Regions from separate parts of the Mus musculus genome. Here region 2 is linked to region 1. A link is a loop called in an ENCODE intact Hi-C map of the cell type or tissue named here. Cell type or tissue: heart. All regions are shown on one strand. Links, peaks and the distances in the headings refer to the core of each region. The heading gives the core; the rest is flanking DNA.

The links. Hi-C counts contacts between places; a loop is a spot of excess contacts. Peaks named below come from ENCODE experiments on the same cell type or tissue, not always from the same donor. Only the 100,000 strongest peaks of a DNase experiment are listed, where the experiment ranks them.
Region 2: it touches region 1 in a loop (9-fold over the local background); 10 of 42 quality-filtered maps call a loop at or near these places.

What each region holds. Positions count from the first base shown.
Region 1 is chr5:28,382,334-28,392,278 of GRCm38, reverse strand. Rbm33 (RNA binding motif protein 33) reads right to left here. Exons shown (of 19, transcript NM_028234.1): 11 at 5,660-5,792; 12 at 4,289-4,632; 13 at 2,462-2,776; 14 at 1,108-1,395. Among named protein-coding and RNA genes, the nearest start is that of Rbm33, 70 kb to the right of the region's middle. In heart, for the core only: a CTCF peak has its summit at 3,864 (motif pointing right); no DNase peak of the experiment used is centred there.
Region 2 is chr5:28,118,782-28,128,726 of GRCm38, reverse strand. It overlaps Gm35223 (a long non-coding RNA gene), which reads left to right and starts at 4,812. Exons shown (of 3, transcript XR_880905.2): 1 at 4,812-5,235. It overlaps Gm35055 (a long non-coding RNA gene), which reads right to left. Exons shown (of 3, transcript XR_389791.3): 2 at 8,924-9,000; 3 at 7,075-7,599. In heart, for the core only: a CTCF peak has its summit at 5,498; a DNase peak (open chromatin) is centred at 5,486; H3K4me3 peaks cover 542 bases; H3K27me3 peaks cover 7,267 bases.

The sequences.
Region 1 (9,945 bases), core at 619-8,618:
AACTACTGATTTTCCTGCCTCACTTAACCTTCAGAATAGCTGAGATTAAGTGAGTCCCCTATTAAGTTAAGTCCCCATTAAGTCCCCTATGCTCTCACCCCACCCTGCTCCCCAACCCACCCACTCCCACTTCCTGGCCCTGGCATTCCCCTGTACTGGGGCATATGATCTTCCCAAGACCAAGGGCCTCTCCTCCCACTGATGGCCGACTAGGTTGGGCCTTTATTTTAAACTTGAAGGTTTAGTCTGTCTCACCGACTTAAAAGCTCAAGAGAAGATAAGATGGCTACCTTCAGAGTAGCTGAGATTACAAGGTTGCAACCCAAGACCCAGATCACAAAGGCTCTTTATAAACCATGTCGTTTCAGTCCAGTAGAGTTAGTCTTCTTTCATGCACCGATTATGGAACCCGCATATCAAACTTTTAATATGTCTATTAAATGCCATCCAAAACATTCTGACTTCCTAATTTTGATGTGATACAATTAATACCATCAGAATCACTTATCAGAAAAAAAAACCTGAATGATGAAAGCCTAATTAAAAGGTTAAAACAGTATTAACTGGTTTTTTTAAGAAGGATGAATTCCCTCAATTCTTGCTATCATTACACTGAACAACGTAATAATCAGTCCACTCAACATGTGCTGTACTTATCTGTGCCCAGCTCCCAGGTACACCCTACCTTATTTCATCCTCACTTAACAGGTAAGAAAGTTGAGGTTTGTAAGAAGTGAAAATCATATAAAATACTGATCCACATTTATTACCCCACACCTACTCTAAATTACTAAATATAAGTAAAGCCACAGAACCACATGGTTTTGTGAGTAAGGTTTTACTGGTATTCAACGCATCTGTTCCTGTAAGAACTATTATAAAGCACTTTGTACCACAATGGTGAAGTAAGTAACTATGATTGTCTAGAACATTTATAGAACTTGGAGGTCTTTTACAGAAAACATCTGCTAAACCTGAATATATATTGATTCTATATAATACAACAATAACTGTACAAATATAATCCTTGCATGAGTGCACTAAGCAGAATACACTGGTGCTCAGGACTCTACTCCAGAGACAATGCACCCCGGGAAGGCGTCCTACCTCTGCTTCTGGTTTTGCTTCTTCCTTAGGTTGAGCTTCAGGACTAAGTGGCTTGGCTTTTGCATCAGTATTGCCCTGTGAGCTCCTGGAAGACACCACAGCCCTACAAGGTGGGGATGTGTTGACAATGGACTTCACCTGAGCAACAGGTGTAGAGGAGCATCGGTTACCACTCATCTCCAAAACATGTGAAGGTGCTATGGGGAGTTCACGGAGATTACTGTTCCTGGGAGCAGTGGGTTGCATCTGCTGCATGGGCCGTTTGCTTATATTCTGAGATGCTGCATTCTGTCACAAAAAGAAACACAAGTTTATGAGTGAGTAAAACAACAAGTGATCACTGTCATCAATAACTGCCTTCCTTTCTGAGAGGTAACCCCCTTACTGTTTGGCAAATACTTTTTATGCTGTGTGCTGTGTATTGCTGTGTGCCCTGATGCTTAGGACTCAGTTCCATAAAGATACAGCTTCCACTTACAAAAGTCAAACCCAGTGATTTTTCGTTATATGGACTAACATTTTTAACAGCATTCTGGGCCAAGCAATAAATAACACCTCACTCTGCCTGCCTCAAGGACCCAACTGTATCAATGGCACATTGTTTCTACTTTACCTACGTTTAAAATGGAACAGGAGAACCCAACGCTCTGTTTTAATCTTATAAAAAGCTTTCTGGAGGAGAAAGGTGCCACAAAGTTATTTCACAAGAAGAGACATGCCTGAGAAGAGAACCCACATGTCAAGGATCAGAGATGGCTGAGACAAAGAGGAACTGCGCTTCTGGCATCACCTTAACAAGGAAACAGGACTACACACGCCTCTCCTCTATCTAGAAATCCCTTAAAGGTTTTGTTCAAGTCATATTACGATATAAAGAGGCAGGATTAGGAAAACAGGCTCAAAGCAACTCACTGACTTCCTCAAACTATTAGAATAAAAGTACAGGACTAAGACGCAGGCTCATAGAAAGGAACTGTGTTAGGATATTGTGAGACAAGACAATGGAAGGGAGCTACATCTTACTCTCATACCAGCCTACTAGTTCCCAGTTCCTTTCAATGGATGACAAGACCATATGTAAAATGTAACACCACCAACAAATATAAGTTAATTTCCTATAACTGAATGGAAGCTCTGAATCAGGACCCACAGGGGCCGATAATCTATATAAAAAGCTAAACCCCTTGCACTGAAAGAATGACAGTACTATCTAATCACTACAGAAAACTCAAGGCTCAGAAAAGGGTAAGTTAATATCTATAATTAAATTTTTTTTGCAAAATACTCTAAAAATTATCTAACTCAAAAATTATGTCCCATAAAACCTGCAAGTTAACCCATATCTGTTACTCACATGCCGGAGCCCCTGATGTGGGGTACACTGCATCCGACTGCTGCTGGGCTGTGGCTGGGCAGTCTGTACATGCGGCCTGAACTGCGGCTGAGACATGGGCATCAGAGGAGGGGGAGGAGCAGAAAGGTGATGATGATGCTGGTGCTGCTGTGGCTGATGCTGAGGGGGAGGCTGATGCTGTGGGGGAGGCTGGTGTGGAGGCTGGAGGGGAGGCTGAAGGGGCGGCTGGTGCTGGTGATGCTGGGGCTGCTGTTGGGGCTGTTGCGGCTGGGGCTGTGGTTGATGAGGTGGTGGCAACGGAGGATGCAAGGGTCCCTTCCATTACAAAAGAAAGAGAAACAACAGCTTATTAATAAATGTGCTAGGGAGATCTCAATGCAATGGTTTCCTTAAAAACCCAGCATGAGAACAAGCTTATGTGGAGAACTAACACCATCATAAATGCAGCAATTGGCTGCTGACACTACACTACCTTTGCTCGCCTAAGCATATGCGTCATCATAAATGGCAACCTCCCCCAGCATGCTCAAAGGGTCTACAAGGGGAAAGTACAGACACAAGGACACAAGGCTTTCCAACTACATGTTCATAGCGGCAACTGCTGTATGGTAACGGAATTATTAATTTCTTTAGATTCACCTATCTTCTAATATTTCTATAACAAAGGAGAAATTATTTCTATTTTTATTTTTAAAAAATCAAAATATTTAACCCGTTTTGAACACTGTAAATAGTTATCTTTTCTTTCTAGCTTAAATGTATATTCTTTTTAATTTTATGTCATTTACGTGTTGCTTGACTAGCTATGTATATATGTGAGTATATAAGTATGAACATGAACATGTGCCCGAGGCGATAACTTGCTAGAGTCAGATCTGTCTTTCCATCATGTAAGCTGCAGGGCTCAAACTCAGGTGATCAGGCTTGACTGCAGGCGTTGTTACCTGCTATGCTATCTGCCAGCTTAGATATACTTTTCAATAGTTTATTTATGTGTATGGATGTTTTAGGTGAATGTATGTCTATGTACCTTGGGCATGTCTGATGCCTACCAAGGCCAGAAGACTTTGGATCCGTTGGGACGCGAGTTACAAATGATTGTGAGCCACCCCGTATGTGCTGGGGATTGGATCCCATCCTCTGGAGAGGCAGCAAATGCTTTTAATGACTGAGCCATCTTTCTAGTCTCTAAATAGACATTCTTGTATTCTCTGGGTATCCAAATAGTTGAGACAAGTATATTATTACCAACTCTCCCTCCACCTTTTTTGAGTACACAATACTTCCCAAGTTCTGGAATTAAGGAATACCTTTGCAACTCACGTGATCACTATACATCTTGATAATTAAGATATATATATGAATGATAGGAAAAATGTCACAATTCTTATACTGGCCAGTAAATGCCTACCAGCAGAGGGCGCACAAGTCTGTCATATAAAGAGTGAGAAAGAGCACACTTTTTCTCCCCACCAAGAAAGGCCATTGTTTCTCCTGAGCAGGAATAGGATGCTAAAAAAGCATTACACAAGATAAACTATCAGGGCTTTAAATACTTTAAATGTTAGTGGTCTTACATCGCTTTTAAAATTCCAAGTTCAGTTCCTAGAAAACAAGAATCACTTTATCACATTTCCTAGTATTAAGGAAGTAAACAATACTGTCCAAAAGAGCTGGCTATATGAACAGTATACTTAAGACTACTACTCCTATCATTTACATAACTGTAAGTTAGCAGAAACAAAACCCGAAACTTCTCTTTCATGAAACACAAAGACTTAGCACCATAGAGGCATGGTTTCCTTCAAGGCTAGCTCATGTGCATACCTGAAGGTTAGGCTGTGCATGTGTAGGCAGGAATGGCTGTCCCGGGCTGGGTAGAAATGGCTGTCTAGGAGGAATGAAAGGCCTGGCAGTTGCTGACCCTGGCTGGCTAAAGTGCAGGATCCCCACTGGGCCTGGGGGCTGCAGGGCTGGTCTTACAGGCCTCTCTCGAGGGAACACTGGCTGCTGTCCTTGCTGATTAAAAGCTGGTCCAGGCTGAGTGAACGGTAAGGGACTCTGAGTAGGAACAGGATGGCTGCTGTTCAGGAGCGTGGGAGGAGGCGGCGGTGGAGGAGGACTTCGCTGTTCCAAAAAAAGATGACTGGGGAATCTTGGTTCACCTGAAACTGAATAGTGATTCATTACCTTCAAGTTAGAAACACTTCTTAGATACGCTATAGAGGAAGTTTAATCCAGCAACATGGCTGCTGTGGCATAGGATCACATGCTAAGGCAGGGTCTCTCCAGAATGCTGATACCTACTGGATTACAGTAGGACCTGGCTAGAGTATGGACACACCCTTAGCACACACCTTTAATCCCTAAAAATGAAGAGGAGGTTAGTGTGTAGAATGGAGCAGCCATGTTTTGAAAGTGACATCTAATTGAGGGGCAAAGTGATGGATTAGAGAAAGACTGACAGAATGAGTGAGAGACAGGATACACTCAACTCACAAAGAACAGACAGGAAAGACAGGTTATTTAAGAGCACTGAGGAGGAAAGTGGGTGGTGAGTGTGTGGCAGTTTTTTGAAGAGACAGACTGCAGAGAGAACAAGCTAGACACAGGTAAAGACAGAACAAGACAGAGAGTGAGAAAGAGCCAGAAGATTAGAATGCATTGCCAAAGTTAGTTATGAGGCCAAGTAGAGCCATTCAGCCAGAAGCACAAGACGGCAGATCTACAGTCAGCTTGGAAGATCAGACTGTACAGAGAGGTTAGAAGCCTCAGGCTCAGGCCTACACAGAGAAAGAAATGCTCTGAGCTCAGCCCAAGCCCTGTATTCATACAGCTTAGGTTATGCTCTTCTCGCATACCTCTATCCAAGGAAGTAAGTGACATTTACAATGAGTGTTTTCAGGAACTGCCTCACTATTTTCAAGTGTTAGTGTCGTATTTTATAAAGAGTCCTAGATTTAGCTATCCTGGCATGATTTTGTGAGCTGTTTTCTATAAACCATGCCTTCTTTGTAAAAGACTGTCATATTTCAGATCCAATTACTGTTTAATTTTAGCCACTGAGATGACTGGTAGAATCACTGTAATACATCTTCTAGTGGGAGGCAAATTCTGTTTTAGCAGTAACTGCATAGGTACATCATTCAATGCAGCTTCTGTCACTTCATCCTGTGCCCATTACATCCCTTCATGTACCTCCTAAGAAGAAAGGGTCTCGTTCCTGAGGTGGGGGTGGGGCTCTCCACTGGTCCTGGAGAGGAAGTCTAGGTGGCTGGTTAAAACTGTTGGGAACAGGTCCAGGTGTGTGCTGTGGAAATTCTGGAGGGCCCTAAAGAACAATGAAAAACAAGATGAAAAACACCATGTAGGCTTCAAAACATACACATAATCCCAAACTTAGCAATTATTCCTGTGGTCAGCCTACTTCTTTCTATTGCCTAAGTATGCACATAGATGAAGATAAATATCTATATGTAAATATAAATGATATTCCATAAAAAGGGATTTGCCATTAATCAAGAATCAAAATGCAGCATCAAAAAATTAATTCAGGATTTTAATATAACTAGAGAGCCATAACACTGCCTCAAGACTTATTCAAATCTACATAACTGTTGACTTTCACTTTCAGAAATCCAAAAGACAATGTCTATTTTGGACATCCATGGCATTTGTGAAAGATGCTATTATTTGTTATCTACTTCACACAACCCTAATCAACAGCTATGAGGCGATTTACTTCAAAAATAGAAAAAAAAAAATTCAATTTGTGCCTTAACAAAAGTGAGCAATCTGAGATAGCAGAAGAACATTAGTTTTAAGAAATCAAATTATTAAAAGAAAAATGATATAGCTGATTCTCTTATATAATAACTACTTTCAGGATGGGTTACAGCTCAATGCTATAGTGTTCCTCTCCCACCAAAGTGAGGCCCTACGTTCTATACAAAGCACCCAAAGAAAACGAAACTAACCAACAAACTCGCTCATTCTCAGTAGTGTATTTTACTAGCAGAACTGAGAGATGAAGGAAAAGGACCTCATCTCACTGTCCTTTAGTGTAGTCGCTGAGACAGCTAAAATCTGTATCAAAGGAACTGCTACTCAAAGAAGAAAAAGAGCACAAAGTGCTCTAAAATGAAATAATAAATATCAAATTCTTTTCATGTAGTATCACCTCATCCATGAGAAATAACCCAGTATTTCTCAACTCTTAAACTCTTAACTCAGTGGTTAAGAATGCTTTCTATTGTCACAGGGGACCTGAGTTTGGTTTCTAGCATGATGACTGTAAGCAGCTCATAATCACTTGTAACTCCACCTATAGAGATCCAATGTCCTCTTCTGACCTCTGTTAGCATTGTACTCTCATGTACATATACATGTACATATATAATTAAAAATAAAATTTAGAAAACAATCTTCCTCATAAATGCAAACCTCTTAATGTTTTTGTTTATTGTTTTATTATTAATTTTAGCTATTCTCCCTAAATGTGACTCCATTTTATAGCACAAAAAATACTTTTTTCTGTTGCCTTTAAATGTTTGCTCTAAGGCCAGCAAGATGGCAGTGGGTGCAAAGTGTCTCACATCCAACCTGATGACCTGAGTTTGACTACCAGAACCTACATGGTAGAGGAAAAAAATGACCCCTGCAAACTGTCCTCTGACCTCCTTACATGCACCTTACACACAAGCACACGGACACAACAAACAAATGTAAAAATGTACTTTAGAGTTGGGGAGATATCTCAATGGAACTTGCTTCCTAAGCATCAAGACCTGAGTTCCAACCCTCTGCATGCATATAAACCCAGGTTGTGGAAGCACAGACCTAGGCTAGGAGCCCAATGCTGGGGAAATGAAGCAGGAGGACTCAATGAATCAGACTAGCTAAAATGGTTCCAGATTTAGTTATAAACCCTGAGAAACTAAGATAGAAATGTGACTGAGGAAGACATCCAGCATCAACCTCTGGCCTATACATGTGCACCCACACACAAAACACACAGGTGGTGGGAGGGGAGGGGAGGGAGGGAGGGAGGGAGGGAGGGAGGGAGGGATCGAGAGAGCAAGCCTGAACCTGGGTGCACAATAAGAATAATGCAAAACAAACACTCCCATTTACCACAAACATGTAAGCCTATTAGCTAAAAATGGCATTAAAATGAGGTTTGAAATGTAAGCATTATATCTTTCTCAAAATAAAGCATTAGGATTTATTGAAAGATATAGAACAGAAATCCCCACAGATCACATTAGCTATGTCAAGTGAAGCTGAGGCAACCGAAGTTTCTTGCTACCAAAAAAGACGTCAAGATACCTTCTCCTCAAAGCACAGTCAATAATGAGGAACCTGTGAATATGTAAAACATACTTGCCCATCCTCAGAACACAAACACAAAAATGGTACTAGCTAGACACATCACTACTCTGATGCTCTGAGAGGATTTTTTAACATCGTCACTTTGATAAAATACAAAAAAGCTTTTTCTATCTACACACGATGTTACCATGCTGATATTTAAGAAGCCTGAATAAGGAGTTCTAACAGACATGCCCATTCTACCATGAAGTCAATGAAACACATCATGTGCATTGTATGTAACATTCTTTACACGTAAGAGCATAGTGTGAGCACTCCAGTTTCAGTTCTGTTCCTCAGCATATTCTGGCACATACAATTTGAGCATCCTTAGTCTGAAAAATCAGTAACTTTCTAAGTCTCAAAGTTTCATGTTGCAGATTTCAAATTTTGGCTTAAGGTTACTCAATGGGTAAAATCCAGGTTATTCATTCCCCAAACTAGAAAACTCTGAAACTTGAAAAACTCTGGTCCTACCCTTCCCATTTCAGATAAAGATGATTCAACACCTAGAAGTATATCTAAACATGTTTTTAAGTGATCTTCAAAATTTCCTGGATTATAAACTAGAAATTATGTTTATATGACATCTGATGGGATAAGGGGAGGAAAGGGAGAATGGGAGGGAGGAAGGATATATGAATGAATGAATGAATGAATGAGAACCAGTTTATATACCTCTGGTATGTAACTGATACTGTGGCTTCTGATCCAAGTGCCTTAGTTAAGGTTTCTACTGATGTTACAAAACACCATGACAAAAAAGAAATCCAGGGAAAGATTTATTGGATTAATTTAATCTCAGCCTGCTTCCTTCCAAGAGCATTAGCTCAGAGTAGCACCACCTCACTGTGTGCCGGGCCCTCTCATATTAACCATCAATCAAGAAGATGCCCAGGAAGCTTATTCACAGGCCATTCTGGTAGGAACATTTTCTAAGTTAGGACCCACTCTTACAAAATGACTCTAGCATGTGCTAAGTTGACATAAAAGTAACCACCACGGGGCTGGTGAGATGGCTCAGTGGGTAAGAGCACCCGACTGCTCTTCCGAAGGTCCAGAGTTCAAATCCCAGCAACCACATGGTGGCTCACAACCATCCGTAACAAGATCTGACTCCCTCTTCTGGTGTGTCTGAAGACAGCTACAGTGCACTTACATATAATAATAAATAAATAAATCTTTAAAAAAAAAAAAAAAAAAAAAAGTAACCACCACACCAAGTCAATCAGTAATCCTGACACTTTCCAATTACACAATTGTCCTCCAAAGCTGTGTAGAACTGCCACTTCAGGGACAGTCTGAAATGAAACACACTGAGGCCATCAGAAATCACAAACAGTGGGCCCACCTCTCATAACAGTTCAGAAGATTAGAAATGGTTTAGAACTCAGTATGTGTGAATAAGGTGAAACCCCAACTCTAGAGTCAGGCACCTGGCGTGCTGACAAGAGGTTACTTGAATCCACTGCTGACTGCCTTTGGTTCTACGGTCGATCTTGATGTCAGAGGAGCTGGGAGAGAGAACCGGCCTGAATGAAGGATCACATACTCCCTACCTTACAGTGATTTTCACTTTTTAAAAAAAGATTTATTTTATATATGTGAGTACACTGTAGCTGTCTTCAAACACATCAGGAAGAGGGCATCAGATCCCATTACAGATGGTTGTTAGCCACCATGTAGTTGATGGAAGCTCAGCACCTTAGAAGAGCAGTCAGTAACCATTTCTCCAGCCCTCATAGAATTTTAATAACTACCATGTGACTTTAAGAACATCATCATGTACTTTATAATCATCTACAGAGGACCAAAGGTGTTCTGGTTCAAAGACTGCCATCATCTGCCCATACAAGGCCCATTACCTCATCAAACATGACCAAGAAACAAAATCTTTATGATGTCAAATCACTGCCTAAAGTCAAAGTCATACCTCTACTTTGGTAACTTTACCACAGTCACTCAACCACATCAAAAGATTTCACTGAAAAAATTCAGTGTGAACTGCCACAGGTTATCATTGTCAACACAAAGCTCGCAGAGTTGGAGATTTCAAACAATAATCAACTTTCCCCTTAGATACAAAACATCTATGGCACTATGAACTCTGGAAA
Region 2 (9,945 bases), core at 595-8,594, 260 kb after region 1:
CTCTCCTCTCTCTTTCCCTCCCTCCCTCCCTCCCTCCCTCTTCCTTTCTTCCTTTCTCTCCTCCTTCTTTTAAGAGGTGTTGAGGCTAAGGACCCCCCCCCAATAAGTCACCAGGGCTCTATCAACTTGTTGCGGGGACACCTTCTTGATGGATGTAGGTGAGGACAGTGACCATGGAACCAGGGTGTACTGGCATTTCTAGAGGACTAGACACAGGAGGACACAGAGAGTCTGGGGAAAAGAAGAGGGTGGCAACCATTTCTACCGTTGGCAGCTATTTCTGGGGTCACAAGCAGCTGGTAGGGGCAGTGAGGGCCCTCAGATAAGGACCAAGGCTTCTACGATCTAACAGTGAGACTAACAGATGGACAGATGTGTCCCTGTTGCAGAGGGCATCCTCTGCCCTAAGGGAGGCCAGGCCTCCCTCCCTTTCTGGAACTCCCACCTGGCTAGCAAACTCCATTGTACCAGGACATCCTTTATCCCCTTCTCCTCCTTTCTCCTGCCTTCCTGAGGGTGCTTTTGCCTTCCTAACCAGAATAAAAACCTCAGGCCATCCTAAGTAGCACAGGTGTGGCTCAGTGAGAGCAGTGAGACGAGTCAATGAGCACACAATGGGAAATCACTGTACCCTGTGTCCTCTTCTGTACAATGGGCTATGCTGAGCAGGGCGAAGGCCATCCCACGGTGCCTGATGGCCACGGTGCCTGATGGCCATGATGTCTGAACCTCAGAAGTGTCAGAGGAAAGTCTCATTCCATCACAGAACTCCACAGCACCCCTCTTCACACTCTGCCAATGATGCCAAAGCTTCACTGGGCCCAAGTTCTACCTTTATTGTAGACAATGGGCTTATGCTTTTTACTTCTATCTTAATCTACTTTATAGTTCAAGTAAACACCACTGCACATCTTCCCATCCAGTGGCCTCTTGGCCTGAGGAGCCTTGGACTAACAGGCTCAGACTGAGGGCATGGATGAAGCACAGCAGGCAGATTAAACAGAACTAAACTGACCCTCTGGCCACAGCAGCAGCACCCCACAGAAAGCCCATGCTGGTAGGAGTACAGCTGCTTCTTCAGACAAGAAATGCCAAGTGCCTGGAGCTAACAAGCTCTTAAAGAAGCTGGTTTAAACTTCCCTGCCAGACTAGGGCTCACCTAGTCCTGCTCCTAGTCCAGCAGCGTGGACTGTATGTGGCTTCCACGGGGCTCTTAATTTGGGTAGAGGAGTATATCCCTTTTGTTGCTATTTCTCAGAAAGGGACTTTTCCCTCCTTCAAGAAGGAGGAACCATATAAGACTCAAAAAGTAAATGAATTTTCCTAGACTCAGAAAATGAACACAACTCAAAAGTCTCAGGAAGTTTTTGAAACTTACAGAATTTTTAAGGCCCCCTTACCTCTTGAATCACCTGTGCTCGTGGAGGTAACTCCTCACCCAGAGTGGGGACAGTTGAAAGGGATGAAATGGAGACAGATATGATCATATTTAATTGTATGCATGTATGATATGCTCAAGAATAAAAGAAGATACATGAGAAGCAACTTGGGGAAGAAGGGTTTATTCTAGCTCCCCCATCATGGGCAGGAAGGTGGCAGCAGTGTGAGCCAGCTGGCCATACTCCATCTATGGTCAACGCAAGGGTGCTGAGGATCCACTGTGTTTCTCCTTTTGATTCTGCTCAGGCCTCTGCCCTGGGATGGTGCTGCCCACATTCAGGGAGTGGCTTCTCTCCTCAGTTACACCTCTAGAAACCCTCACAGACGTCCCGGAGTCCTGGGTGCACCTCCTAGGTGATTCTCATCCCTGTCGCGGAGTGGAGCAGCACCTGGCATCTCCCTCACTGGTGCATGATAAAATCAGAGGTGTGTTTGCAAGTGTGTGGAGCAGCACCTGGCTCAGAGTACTTGCTGCCTACTAGTTGCAATGGTCATGGATCCCTATACATTCATATTCAGCTGCTACACAAAACCAGGCTCATTATCCCTAAACAGTTCCATCATTGTCTGTTTTCATCAGGGTGAGCCCTGAGCACGAAGATTCTAGAAGGGGAAGAAATAGCAACCAAGGCCACAGAAGCCATGAAAGCCCAGCCAAGTCTTTGGGAGGCAAGGATGTGCTGTTCCGATTGTGCCTCAGCAGGCTGCCCACAGCCCGAAGTCTGCCTGTGACTTAAGGCATTGAAGCAGCACCTGGACCCAGCACACACCTGCTAGAAACTTGAGTGTGCTCTGGATCGGAGATCATCTGTCTGGGACTTAATCTACATTTTTCCTTACATATTGTGACCAAACTGCTTTCCTGTTCCCTGCCCATGGAATGGAGATTAGAAAGGGGTTTCTGAATCTCTGCTTCCCTATGTTAAATCTTGGCAATTCCTAGGCAAAAGGCTTAATTCATTGGTGAATCCTTTATGATTGGGAAGTAACCTGGCCAGGAAAGCCTTACTTTCCTCTAAAGCACCTACAGCCTGAGGCTGTGGGAGGCTCCATCTACCAGGGAACAGAGAAACAAGAAGTATGGTCTGTAGAGCATGCCATTGGCATGGAGAAGGCAAGGCTGGTTTGTAGCTCCTGCAGACTGTCTGTAAGGATCCTGGAGGTGCCAGAAGTCCTACCCTGGACATAGGAAGAGGGAGGAGCAACAGGGGGACAGTGACCAGGGTCTCACAAAAGAGTAGAGGGCACTGGCTGCCCAACATAGCACAGATGGCCAGGTACAAGGCAAAAAAAAAAAAAAAAAAAAAAAAAAAAAACTCTGCGTCCATGGTTTTTGAACACTTAAAAACAATAGAGCCCCTAGCCTCCCTTGCCAGGGTGAAGTCAACATCACCAGGTAACCTCAGGGTCCCTGGGTGCTTCTACCTTAAAGCTTTGAGGAAAGCTGGTTCCTGGGTCTTTCTGACAAGGGACTAGCCAGTTGTTGTTGGTAGCTCCTCAGCTAGGTCATCAACTCTCAGCCAAAGAGCCATGCAGGCTACTAGTTAGGTGCCCTCCTGTGTGTCGGGGGGGGGGGGGGGGGAAACAGCTCATGCAGCCTGGAGCTAAGGGTTGGTTGCTCAGAGTAGAGAAGAGCTTTCCCACCTGCAAAGGAGGAAGCCAACTGACCTCACAAGTTGCAGGACCTACTCTGGGAAGCTAGGGTGCAGGAGCAGGAGTCCTGCTCTCCCCCCACCCTCCTCCTCCTGGTGTGAGAACTAGACAAGCTCAGGTACTGTCTGTCCTTCTAGCTCTGTCTGTCCTTCTAGCTCTAACCTGCACAAGGCAGGAAAGAAAGTGCAAACTGAGGAGCCTGGCCTCCCAGGCAATCAACTCCTTCCTCACCCCCAACTCAAAATCCTGGGCAGCTCTCAGTGAAACCTTAGTCTGCCTTAGTTAGGGAACCCTGTTGTCTTTGTAAATATTCCAGGGTCACCATCTTCTTCCCTCCCTATAGGGATTTCAATTCGGAGCAGCCTGGAAGAAATATCCTATTTCCCCTTGTTAGGGTCCCCATCCTTTAGAGTTTGTGAGCAACCTCCTCCATTTTGTTCCTGCCCTTGTTGTCTACTTTGCACTTAGAAGGTGCAATGCCCAAAGGCCTGGCCAGTGCAGTCCCTGATGCTGCAGTGGGACCCCAGTGCCCCACCCTATGCACAGACCACACTTCACACACGCTCTGGTCCCTGCCCTTGCCACTCAACTGAGAGCTTGTAGAAGAGAGCTGTTGAGAGCCCCAGTCACTCACCGCGCGGGACCCACACTCCCGAAGTCCCAGTAAGATCCATGGGAGTCCAAAACAGGTTCATCCTTCAGCCAACTCGTCCAGCCCCTTCCACAGGCACACTGAAACCACCCGTGCACACACAGACAAGCTCATGGTTCCTGTGTGTGGTGTTAGTGGTCCACACAAGCACCATGGTTCACCCACCCCACCATGCCCAACACACCCAGGACCTATGGCCTCGGGGCATGCGGGTGGAGAAGGTCAGATGCTGGAGAAGTGTATCCCCGGGACAGAGGCTACAGAGTAGCGCGAGTGCACCCTTTGCCGGTTTGAATGGACCAAGTGCACCGGCCTTAGGGGAGAGACACTGGAGCCAGGAGCTCCGAAACAATTGTCCACCGAGTCTGGGTGAAAGAAGGCAGACCGGCAGCCTTGCCCTGCTCAGGCTACTGCGCCAGGGACCCGGCTCAGCGGCCTTTAGCCCCTCCCCAGAGCAGCACCACTCAGTACACGGGGCTCAGCCCAGGTCCCCTCAGAGAGGAAGACAGAGGTTGGCTTTTGTCTGACCTGGTCACACGGAGCCATTTCGTGGGATAAAGGCTTAACGCTCTGTGAACACGCAGAAAAAGCTGGCGCTGGCCCTCTGACAATCCCATTGTCTCAGGCCTGAGCCCGGAGGTTTGGTCTGAAAGCGCCAAGTTCATGACATTTCAAAGAGAAACGATACTGGGAGGTGAGAGCTGAGGGGGGGATAGTAAAGAAATAAAACCCTAAAATACAAAGGTAGCAATATTTGGCTCCTTCCCCGCTGTGCGCCGCGCCTCACCCCACCCACCTCAGAACAAATCTCCTTTTCCAGACTTATCTGGAGGGGCCAGGCTGAAACCTGGATCAGCCCCGGGAGAGAGGTGGGGGGGGGGGGGGGCTGAGGTTTGGAAGGAGAAGGTGTGAAAATATTCCCACATAAGCTGTGTGCTAGCTTTCTGGACTGTCGCTGACATTAGCACAGGGTCCCATTGTTTGAGCTGCGTACGAAGGATGACGTTACAAATTTGCCAGGATTTGAGGTGTCAAAAAGAGTTTCTTTTAACGACCTGACGTGTTGTTTTCTTTCATTTCTTCTTATTATTACTATGCCCGCCCTTTTTAAGCGAAGCTATTTTCTGAGCCAGAGAACTCCTTTTGGGGGTGGTGGTGATGGTGTTTAATTTGTTTAATGTGTCTTTGTAAAAGCAAATAATTCGGTAGAGAAAGCGAGGTCGTCAGGAAATTGAATGTGTTTTGTCTCCAGCCAAGTTTCCCTTGAGTGATTTCGTTTGCTTTCTGTCTGGCACAGCAGCCTCTGCACTGGGACCTCCAGGCCCGGCAGACAGGAAGCCTGCCCACCGAGCATCTCTTCACTTTGGGGGTCAGCACCCCTCAGCCCAACCACCTAGGTAACTACCCTCTGGAAGAACAGGAAAAAACGTGGCCTTGCAGATTCATTGTAGAGAGAGGAGAAAATAGGATTAGGCCGAAGTACGAGCAAGGTAAGTCGGATTACCAGCAAGGTTCAGTACGCTCTGGCTTGCTTTTGTGATTTTAATTGTACACAGGTATCTGCTTCCCTTCTCTGGTTTTATTTAAAGAGGCTGTTTGTTTGTGCCCAAGAGGTAAATGATGAGCCAGAAGGCTGTGTGGGATTGGAGACTATAACCTTGCAAAATGACATCTCGCCCTGTACGGTGTGACACGCACGGGTAGATAAAGGAAGTGCGCCAAGCGCAGCCTTTGTTAACGCTTCTTGCCCCCTGGCGACTCTTTGATAGAAGGACACCCCGCTCCCGCTGCTGAGGTGTCTGCAAACGCGGCCGCCTTCCCCACAGGCAAACGCAGCTAGGACTACAAATCGATTCATTTTTTTAAAAAAATATCCAGGCAGAGTCGGGTGTTTAAAAACTTATGAGCAGGGATCATAGATCATCAAACCTCGGGAGAGAAGAATTGGCAAAAATCTGCTTCGTTTATTATTTTAAAACTAAATCTGTTGCTTTCTGCCACATGTAAATTTAGTCTGGGTTTGTTAATCAGGCTCTTGCGCGTGTTATAAATTAACACAATGTCTTTGGGGCGAGGCAAGAGAGAATTTATAATCGTTTAAGTTTGCAATTAACTTTCGGGGCAGAGGGCTGTAGCTAGCTCCCCGAGTAGCCAAGGACGTTTCGGAAAGCATTTGGAAGCTATCAAGTCTGTCTGTGGCTTTCTGAAGGTTTTCTCTAGGCTGAAAACTAAAGGGACAAAACCCATTCTAAAATGGAATGTTTTTGCCTTTCTGGTTGGGAGTGGAATGTGGGTCTGTGGGAAGCTCAGCTCCACAGGAGAAGAAAATGCAGGTTGATCAAAGTTTCCCCTTCTGAGGAACTGCTGAGAAAGTGAGAGGCAGGAGGATTCCCTTTTAGCTTTCAGACTCAGTGTCTTTTTCTGTAAATGTAGATAGGTGATCCCCCCACCCCCCACCCCAAGACTGTCAGATTCCCGGGAAGCTGCAACAGACAGGGTCTTCAGGGTTGTCAGATCCCAGACAGCCGGTCTCCTTGCTGTGGGAGACACAGGTTTGTTTGAACTGAGTGTGGTTTTGCCTGTGTTTCTTTGCCCGGCAAAGAGAAGCTGCAGGATTCCTGGGCAGAACATTCCTGTGGCTTTCTCTGGGTGATTTGAGAAAAGTGTTAATAACAATTTTGTTAGTGAGAGAGAGAGAGAGAGAGAGAGAGAGAGAGAGAGCCAAATATTTTGTTTCTCTTTCCAATTTCTTTTTCTTTTCCATATTTAATATAGACGTGTGTGTGTGTGTGTGTGTGTGTGTGTGTGTGTGTAAGAAGTAATGGGCTCTGCAAAACCAAATATTGCTGATCCCACATTTTAATGGTGTGGGTTGCTAATTCATGGTTGGGTGCCTCTTTAAAAACTAATCGATAATTTAGTATATTGCTAAGGCTCAGAGCTCTAGGCTCTGTTATCTTCTAGGAAATAGGATGAGACCAGGACCTCTTTGGTCTAAACTCTATTCTGGTTACATAGTAGAGGCTCATTTAAAAGTTAGTTGTTTCCAAAGGCTTTAAAAAGGCCTGTCTTTTCTATCTCTTCCTGACCTTTAAGCTATGGACTCTCTGGAAAAGGAAGGCTCTGGTGTTCCAGCTGCTGGGCCTGAGTAGCTGGAGAGGGTAACCCATACATGGATTGCTCCTCTTATCTGAACTTGAACTTTCCTGCCTTACTTTACTGATCTGGACCTGTGTGTGTGTGTGTGTGTGTGTGTGTGTGTGTGTGTGTGTGTGTGTGCGCTCGAGTGCTTTCCCATGCCCAACTCACAGACACGGCTAACAAGACCATTGGATTTGTGCCTTTATCGACCTGGGTACTAGCAGCTTCCAGTTCAGTAGTCATGACACAAGGACCCATATTTGAATGATCAGTGGAAATCAGGTTCTGGACTCAGCTGAGGATGCTTCTGCAGGGACCTCGCTGGTTGAGAAGCTGATAGCTGGAGGTGCTGCTCAGTGGATGCCAAATTCAGGAATCCGAGCTCCTTATCAGCCTTGAACCTCAGGTACCTGGCTCTAGAGATTTATCTAGAGATAAATTTTACAGATTTATTTTTTGTTGGGGAGAGAACTATCAGAGATGTTAATTGTGTGCTGACGAGATATAGGAGAAATACTGGAGAAATAAGAGAACTGACAAGAATATAGCACCAGAACCAGGAGCTCACAACAATGGATGGACTCTGGTGGATTCAATTCCTGCTTCCAACTGGCATCCTGCACAGGGGAAGTGGTGGTCAGGTGGAGAGCCCCATATAAGAGCATTCTCAGGAAGCTTTGTCATTCCACCATGGTTGTGGTGAACTGTAAAAGCTGCGTTGGAAGAGAAAAAAATGAAAGCCATAAGTTTGTCAGTGTCCATGTTTATTTAGCACTTATCTGTTCTAAATATAGCTTTATTAGATGTATCAATGCCTCTGAATCGAGCAGTGTCCAAAAGCTGTCTCTTGGCCAAGTTCAAACATGTCAGCACCCACCATGGACATTCTCCATGAATTTTATCCATTCTTTGGCGTATTCTAACTTGTTTTTGAACCATGGGAACGGAGTTTTATTTGGCTAGTAAAGATTGTGTTTAGTTCATTGAGTATGCATTGCAAAAGTTTAGCCGTCAATGCCCACCTGAATTCCAAATTGGGAAGTTAAATATTTGTTTTTAATTTTCTGGCTCAAAAAATGTTAACGAACAGAAACGGATTCTTTCTGCTTGAGTGAGGCTCCTAGGAATGGGGCTGTTGTTATAAGAACCTGCTCCTAAAACGGGCGGGCACTTGCCTCTTGTCCTGACACACTATACTCCCAGGAGAAATGTCAAAATGTGTAAATAAAAAAAAAAAGTGCTACACTTGAATAGGAACATATCACTCATGAAGCTCGATTAGAACAAATCAGGTAAAAAAATGCTCTATAGAAAATATTGGTAACAGAAGCCCATTAATGGTTGTTCTTTAAAAGATGAATTTTTGTGAGAAAGTTTAAGGTCTAATTTGCAAACGATTTTCATTTTATCTTATTAACATATTTCAATGAACCTTTCAAAACTAGCAAATTGACCTCCTCCCCCCCCCCACCAATTTCAACCTACACACACACACACACACACACACACACACCACACACACACACACACACACACACACACACACACACACATAGAGAATCACATCTCTGCCATGCTCCACCTGATCAGGCACCAAGGAAACACTTTCTGCAGTGCAAAACAGTGTGAATCCTGCTGCTGAAGTCAAGCCTGTCTCGTGAATATTGCAGATTTGGGCACATCTGAACACACCCTACATGGAGTGCCAACCTAGAAGGTGACCAAGCAAGATGGCAGCATCCAGAACAACCAGGTCAATAGTTGGGTTTTGACTAAATGGCAATATTTCTTCTCCATTTTATCCTGTCTCAGAGGAAGCAAAGATGGGGTATGGGGCTAGGGCTGCCAGTGATTCCGAAGATCTAGAGTAGCTTTCCTGCCAAAAGGAAGCCTGGTCTCTGTTCCTTGAAGAGGCATAGAAAGTACCACCGTGCACTCGCACACACCCATGCACACATCCACACTTTTACACACACTCAAACTTATACTCACACACACAGAGACACACTCGTGATATGTGCTTTTGGCTGAACACACCTTTCAGATGGTGCCTGCTGCTCCTCAGAGCCCCATATAGCTCTCAAAATCCCCAGAAGGCCACACACTGTGGGCATCTGTAGAGCAGAGAGAGAGAGAGAGAGAGAGAGAGAGAGAGAGAGATGAGACAATAGCTATACTATATGCAACCAGAGCAACAACCATTCCATTTGGTCAAGCAGCAAAATTGGAAGGAAAAGCCTTCTCATGCTGAGGTAGCCAGGTATGGTGTGTAGGTTATTTCTTTCCAACAAATTCAGGAATGTGGCCAGTCACGAGGCAAGTCCTTCAGCCTTGTTAATCTGTAGATAGCATATGCTTTCTCTCTCTCTCTCTCTCTCTCTCTCTCTCTCTCTCTCTCTCTCACCCCCCCCCCCCGCCCCCTCTGATTAGGGCTCAGGAACCAGCTTTCAATTTCCAGCTAAGACTGCCTGCCCTCTCTGGATATTGCATTTGCTGGACCACTTGAAATAACCTCCTTTGAGGGCTCCTGGCAAGCCTTTCATGTGCCCAGTCTTGCCTACTGGAGACCCAGGGGGCTATTGGCAAGACAGCAAGGGATATTGGAGGTATTTTCCCTTTTAATTTTACTTGACCTTTTCTGTTAACAACAGCGGGGCTGGCTGGCCAATCTTCCCAATCACCGATTCACCTGTGCACTCATTCAGGACACTACGAAGACCTGTGTGTGTGTGTGTGTGTGTGTGTGTGTGTGTGTGTGTGTGTGTGTGTGTGTGTGTGTGTGTGTGTGTGTGTGTGTGTGTGTGTGTGTGTGTGTGTGTGTGTGTGTGTGTGTGTGTGTGTGTGTGTGTGTGTGTGTGTGTGTGTGTGTGTGTGTGTGTGTGTGTGTGTGTGTGTGTGTGTTCGTATGACTCTCCCCTAAACTGCTAAAAGCTCAGGTGTGGCCTTTAGGTGAATCCACCTGTGTTTTCGCAGGAGTAGTGTGGACACTGGGCGTGGGCTTGTCCGGATAGCATGTTTGAACCTGACCTTAAGCAGCCAGCTCTTGGTGGCAGTGTGCT